Linked DNA regions of Mus musculus: region 1 is linked to region 2. A link is a contact called in ENCODE Hi-C or POLR2A ChIA-PET data. All regions are on one chromosome and are shown on one strand. The core of a region is the stretch at or near the end of the contact, and the rest is flanking DNA. Distances in the headings are between cores, read along the strand shown.

The links. Hi-C counts contacts between places; a loop is a spot of excess contacts on that map. ChIA-PET counts read pairs that join two places held with the same protein, here RNA polymerase II (POLR2A).
Region 1: POLR2A ChIA-PET joins it to region 2 with 10 read pairs in embryonic stem cell. The contact joins the enhancer-like site here to the promoter of 4930527F14Rik in region 2. A Hi-C loop is called at or near these places in 1 of 37 maps with a recorded cell type or tissue (heart). POLR2A ChIA-PET finds 5 or more read pairs at or near these places in 3 of 5 experiments (Patski and embryonic stem cell).

The regions. Positions count from the first base shown.
Region 1 is chr14:45,505,128-45,508,574 of GRCm38, forward strand. All of the region lies in intron 2 of Fermt2 (fermitin family member 2), which reads right to left. Among named protein-coding and RNA genes, the nearest start is that of Fermt2, 23 kb to the right of the region's middle. Within about 2 kb of position 2,009, at least 2 of the 3 ENCODE cell types and tissues checked have a DNase peak (open chromatin) inside an H3K27ac peak, as active enhancers do; they include heart, where a contact is called at or near this core.
Region 2 is chr14:45,542,165-45,545,553 of GRCm38, forward strand. 4930527F14Rik (RIKEN cDNA 4930527F14 gene) reads left to right here and starts at 1,546. Exons shown (of 7, transcript NR_045809.1): 1 at 1,546-1,625; 2 at 2,111-2,193. Gm41144 (a long non-coding RNA gene) reads right to left here and starts at 1,235. Exons shown (of 4, transcript XR_003951187.1): 1 at 1,221-1,235.

The DNA.
Region 1 (3,447 bases), core at 759-3,258, 37 kb before region 2:
ATCCTGTCTCGAAAAACAAAAACAAACAAACAAAAAAGAACCCAGTAGTGGATTTTGAAATTCGGCTTTGAAGAACAGACAACAGAGTCCCCACAAAATACATCAAAAGACTAATTCCTGAGGCTATCCACATGCACGCAGGTGGGCGCTGGGGAGGAAGCTCAGTGGTTAACCACACTTGCTGCTCTAGCACACCAGGTGACTCACAGCCACCCATAATCCCAGCTTCAGTGGAATCTAATGCCTCTGGCTTTTGTGGATACCAGCACTTAAGTGCACCCCTAATTAAAATAAAATCAAAGTCTTTAGAAATAAGAAACGAATGCATTAAGGTAGTAAGGGTAGAACAAAGATTGGGAGTCAGAGAGAATGGGCACTCTAGGTGAAGGGGCGTGAAAAGAACTCCAGAACAACCATGAACAGCTTGCAGCCCAAACATGCTTCCAAAATATATCCTGAGGACGGTAACTGAAGGGGTTAGCGTTTCTACTGCTGTGTAAGATAAACAACATGACCAAAGTGACTGAGGAAGAAAGGGTTTATTTCAGCTTACAGCTCTCAGATCACACTCCATCACTGAGGGAAGTCAAGACAGGAACCTGGAGGCAGGATCTATAAAGCAGATGGCACGGAAGCATGCTGCTCACTGGCTTGCTCACTCTGCGTTCTTGTACAAGTCAGGACCCTCTGCCCAGGCAGCAGTTAGCTCCACCCTCAGTGAGGGGGGCCCATCAACCATCAATCAAGAAAATACCCTACCGGCCAAACTGATAGAGACCTGTTCTCAATGAAAAGGGAGAAATGACTTAGGAATGAAAGAGCCAAACAAAAGAGAACTCACACCAACAGCAGCAAAGAAACTGTTAAGAACAACATTCTTGAAATAAGAACTTGGGCACTCGGAGGAGCTCTTGTTAGCGGCCAGCAGAACTGATCTACGGGGAAGGACATAGCTGTGTAGCCCGGCTTCTGTCCCCTTGCTGAGAACCCAGTTAGACTTCTTAGCAGTGGAGTCACAGTCTCTGTTTATGACATTGATAACTGTTATGTGAAGCAAAGGTGACTCTCCAAGTTACTTTCTTACCAAACTGTATCAATCATGGTGTTGGGAGCTCACCTACAAACACACGTGGGACCGGCATTCTGCAGCTGCTGGGTTATGCGTGTACTGTTCACATCTTAATTATTTTCCAGCACTGAATTTGACAGCTTTTGGAAGTACTTAGTTCTGGATTAGTTTACAGTGGACAGCTGCAGCTGGGTTTATAGAGAGAAGCTGGTCACACCTGTTACTCTTCTCTTTAGGAACAGAGATTAAGATGCTCAAGAGAGGCTGAGGCTGTAGGTAGATTCACAACCCTTTCTCCTCACACCTCTACCCAGGCACTCCTGACTCTAGTGACAATATCCCCATGAAGGAAAGGAAGTCACGAATTCCCTGTGAGAGAAAGAAAGGTGGGCAAGGTCTGTAATAAAGTCACTCTGAGGACGGAAGAAATGGCTCAACAGTGGCAAACACTTCCATCCTAGCACTTGTGAGGCAGAAGCAGGCCGAATTCTGAGTTTGAGGACAGCCCGGTCTACAGTGAGAGTTCCGTTCCAAGACAGCATACTCAGGGAGAAACCCCATCTTCAAACCAAACCAAACAAAAAAACCAGCCAGCCAGCCAGCCAACTCAATAAGTAAAATTTAAAGCTACCCTGAATCCAAAAATCCAGATTTGGGTTGCCCCCAAAATAACTGAGATAAACTGAGTGGCTTACTTGTAGAGAGGGGGTGAAGGGTCGGGAATCCCAGGAGGAGCACAGGAGAGGGAGTGTGAAGCAGTTAGGAAGAGAGAGACAAGGTCATTTAACTCAGTAGCAGATGTGACAACCGCAGTCCTTTCTACAGAGTTGATGCTACAAGAAAAAGAAAGGCGATTTCCTGGGTTGAACACTGTGTGGGGGTCATTAAATGCCTAGCCCTTCCTGGCCACCTCTCTAGTGGCCTAGGGCCAAGTACTCAGGCACAGAAGTCCCTGTGCTTTAGTGAAAGAAGCTGCCGGCACGTTAGGAATCTGCCCACACAGCTGAAGGTGAGTGGGAGCGGTTCCTCATCACCTGCTCCCAGACTGAAATAAATGCTAACTGATGTGAAAAGCAGCTGCCTGCCAGGGGAGGCAGAGCAGAAGCGGCGCCTTAAGCCCTAACAAAGGGCTCACATGAAATGTGGTCCAGAAGGAAGTGCTGAACACAGAGGCCTGAGGAGCAAGCTGAAATTAAAACTACCCATAATTTTTGACAGAGACAACTTGTTCCAGACCACAAAAGTTACAAGTGGACAAAAAAAATTTGCATTTTTGAAGTACAAAAGAAAAGGAAAGGCAAACCACCCCAAATAAAATGTAAAACTAGAGCTGGTAAAGTACAAGGGGCCTAATGCACCACCCGCTGGCTTCACAGTGCTCCCAGGAGCTAACAGATTTCCTTGTTCAGAAGGACTCCTGAGGCACAGGCCACACTCAACATCAGCACCATCCTGACAGACACTCTGCGGCCCTGCGTGTCTGGACTCTGTGAACACTCTCCAGAAGGCCCTGCAGATAACTCTGCAATGAAGTCTCATCTTTCCATGTACACCTTGATGGACTGTACCCTGAAAATGGGTCTAAATAAACCCAGTCTCCTTAAAAGCAACAACAAAGGCAGAACCCCTTCACCACAAACCCCTCAACTTTCATTAAACAAACTTCAAACCCAGGACCTTCCTTGATGCCCCCTTTCCTTGTTTCCTGTTTCCCATCAGACACACACAGCACTTTGTGATGAGGTCTGAAAGAGACACGGCTCACACACACAGTAGCCTGAAAATACAACCAGCCAGCACGCTTATAAACCACAAGTGGCTTGCTGCTGTTTCTCTTTAAAGCCTGACTTCCAGCCAAGGCCAAGTCTTTTGGTTCTTCCAGGAAGCAGCAGCAGCAGCAGCAGCCTGCTTGCAAGGATAAACATGCACAAGATCGACTTGCGACACAGGGACTGGAAATCCCATGAGGATTCTGTTCACCCAGCATATGATAGATTGCCCAAGGCAATGCTAGTCTAGAGAGCCTAATGTGTTTCATCCACATTAGCTTAGATCCCTAACCCTCAGAGGGAGAGGAGGACCAAGGCAGAAAGCTAATGTTGGGATTGTGGGGAAAGAAACAGATCCCTGGAGCTCCCTGGCCAGCCACTCGTGCTGGAGTCAAAAAACTACTGGTTCAGTGAGAAAGTGTCTAGGAAAAGAAGATGAAGAATAACAGTGCTGCTGTGCACACATTTATTCCTGGGACTTAGGGCCTACATGCAAGCCCCATTTCAGGAGAGCTAGGGCTACGCAGAGACTGTCTTAGTTAGGGTTATTACTGCTATGATGAAACACCATAACCAAAAGCAAGTTGGGGAGGAAAGGGCTTATTTGGC
Region 2 (3,389 bases), core at 296-2,795:
CCTAAGACTGGAGTTAAGACAGTTATGAGCCACTTTGTAGATACTAGAATTCAAACATGGGTCATCTGGAAGAGCAGCCAGTGCTTTTAATTGCTGAACCATCTCTTGACCCCTAGTGCTTGTTTGTTTGTTTGTTTGTTTGTTTGTTTAGAAAAGATCTGTCTATGTAGCTGGTCTCTAACTCAAAACCCTTCTGCCTTTGTCCCTTGGGTAACACACGCTATCCTCCTATGTCTGCAGGCTGGCATTACAAGTATATGCCACCACCCCACTCTAATTTCTTGATCTTGCTGGAAGTTGTTGTATAAGCCAGAGCTCTGAGGCTCTGCCTGGAGGTGTTTCAGGAGGCTTCTGTGTGATGCTCACTAAGTGTGGTGTTAATAATCCTGCTTTTTGCTTCTGATAGTCTTTATAGTCTTAGCTAAGAACTACAAGGGGTTACAATAGAAGGCTTTCACCTTTGACAATTGCTTTGACCATCCCACTCAAACTGTTTCTCATATCACCCGGTACCTCCACCTTGGTGTAGGCAGCAGACTAGGCTGGCCTCAAACTCAGAAAGATCCTCCTGCCTCTGCCTCTCAAGTGCTGGGATTAAAGGTGTGCTCATCACCATACCCAGCTCCAGGTTCTTTTTTTTGTGCCATCTTCTTCTTTAAAATTCTCTCTCTAGATGATTTTCTTGTTTAGAGGCTGAAGATGGCCATTCTGCTGAGCCCCAGGTTTCTTGTCTAGACCCGCTCTTGATGCTGCAGAATCTCAGACCCACGGGAAACATTTCAGAGTGCTCTGTTCAGGGTGAGACTCTGGACTTCTTCACCAATGTCTGTATCATTCGTATCATCAAATGGTACCTTCGACTCTGTTGTGTAACTTAAAAATGAGGAGGCAAGCTTGGTCTTCTGCTTTCGTTTTCTGCCCTTCTACAGTGACCCACTTAACGCTGAGTTCTGCTAGTCTGTGTCTGGAGTAGATTACAAATTGAGCCTCCATTTTCCATCCCCACCGTCCCTCTATAGTTTAAGCTATGGTCAGGTCATCTCATCGAGATCGTGCACTCAGTAGCCTCCAATGTGCTTTCTCCAATGTCCCTCCAGTTTACTTCCTACCCAGTCCCCAGAACAATCCTCCCAATCCGTAACTCTCACAGTAACCGCCTTCTGCGTGCTTCAGATGACAGCCATCATTGAAAAGCCTCACGTGATCCAGCCTGAACTGACCTCCTGATCTCTTGCTGTCTGTGTCACATCGCGCAAGCTTCCTTGCCTTTCTGTCTTACCACACACCATCCCTTTGCCTGCAGGCTTTCCTGGATCCTCTCTGGCTATGTGTGAGTCAGCTCTGGAAGGCTCTACGGCAGCACACTCAGTAGGAGCCGCAGGTCCTTCCTGTCTGTTCACCTTGTGTTTCCCCACCTGCTTCTGTTGTCCTAGACGACCATGCAGTCACCATGCCTTTGTTTGTTTGCTCACCTCTGAACCCAGAATCTGAGCTCCTAGAAGAAAGGCATCTCCCTCTATCCCACAGGCACGGCTCTTCATAGCCACACTCCAACTGAGTACAGTGCCCAGCACATGGCTAATACTCCATAAATATTTACTGCATGAATAAAAGATCGAAAGAGGGTAAGTAAAAGAACCCCCCGGCTGTGTACCTTGCCTTGGGTCTATGCTTCCAAGAAACTTAAACTCTCTTAGAGGGCCATTAGATCCAAGAACATAAACATCACAGATAAATATTGATGCATTTCTCCAGCCACATGAATATTCAATAATGTGCTGCTTCTGATGTTGTGCTGTAAACAAGCTGTGTACTGCCTTAATGTCCTCATAGGTATGGGTCTGTAACCCCTCCCCTCACTGCCCTTCAGTAGTCAACCTTGGCCCCCTGTCCACACAGCCTAAATGCTTCTCCTCGAATGACTTCTGTGCTTCACTGAAGCCGAAGCCTTCAGGAAGTAGCCCGCTTGCCTTGCTCTACCAACTCTCTTTCAAGCCCCTAAGAGGATTGCAGTGCAGAGGCACCCAGATCTCCATTAGAAGCTGGTCCACCTGGAGCTGCATCCCGTGCCCTCCTGGTCTCTATTTGTGAACTCTGGACTCTTTTTCAGGGACTCCCGAGTCTCTTCTGGACATGGTGATCCTTCCCTCACAGCATGTACTATGCTCAGCTCCTCCCTCCCTCTTGGGCCAGGTCTGGGGTAGGGGAGAGGGGGGAGGGGGAGGGGAGGGGGAAGAGGGGGAAGCGGGGGGGGGGGGGAAGAGGGGGAAGCGGGGTGGGGGGGGAAGAGGGGGAAGAGGGGAGGATGGCTCAGAATGCCCCGCCCTTTCCCATTCCTTGCAGCCATCCTCTCCTTCCCAGTCAAACTTCCCAGAGACATTTATGGCTCTGTCTATGCCCTCATATCTCTATCTCCTTACCACCATTTTGGCACTATTGAATCAACTTCTTCCCTACCCCACAGACATAGTTAATAGAGTAATCACGAATTGCCTAAAAGCCACTATAATTGGTATTTTAAAAAAAAGGAAGGGGGCTGGTGAGATGGCTCAGTGGGTAAGAGCACCCGACTGCTCTTCCGAAGGTCTGAAGTTCAAATCCCAGCAACCACATGGTGGCTCACAACCATCTGTAACAAGATCTGACTCCCTCTTCTGGAGTGTCTGAAGACAGCTACAGTGTACTTACATATAATAAATAAATAAATCTTAAAAAAAAAAAAAGGAAGGAAGGAAGACTTTTATCCCAGGCACGAGGAGGGGGGGGGGGGTCACAGAAAGTACCTTACCAGGAAAGCAAGTTGTAAAGTGGCATTACAGAGGCTGGACATAGGTACTTACTTCCCATCGGAGGAAATACGGGAACAAGTTTGAGGTGGTGAAGCAATGTTTATGGCAAGCCCTTGTTTGACCTGACCAAACCAGAGTGCAGTTGCTGGAACTGGGGCCATGCAATCAACCTTGAAATTGACCAGCTTTCTGGAAATAGGATACTCATAGCAGTAATCACTCATTGACATAAGCTGGCATGAAAATTCCCCGTGAGTTAACCCCGTAGAAGCAACTCTGGGACTGGGACGTTTCCCATTGGTAGACCAGGCTGGGCTCAAGCGTCTGCAACTGATGATGATGATGTTATTAAAGTATGACATTAAAATTTTTTGAAGGAGTTCTAGAAAAAAAGATTAAATTTCTGTGATGGTTGTCAACTTGATTGCATCTAGCATGAACTACAATCCAGAAATGGAGGACATACCTGTGAGAGATTTTTCCCCCTTGGCTTTAGGTGGGTGAATCCACTTTTAGTCCTCACTTTCCAGGTAGGAAGACACAGATCTTTGATCCAGATCTTGAATCAGGAAGATGTACCTTCAACCTGGGCCACACCTT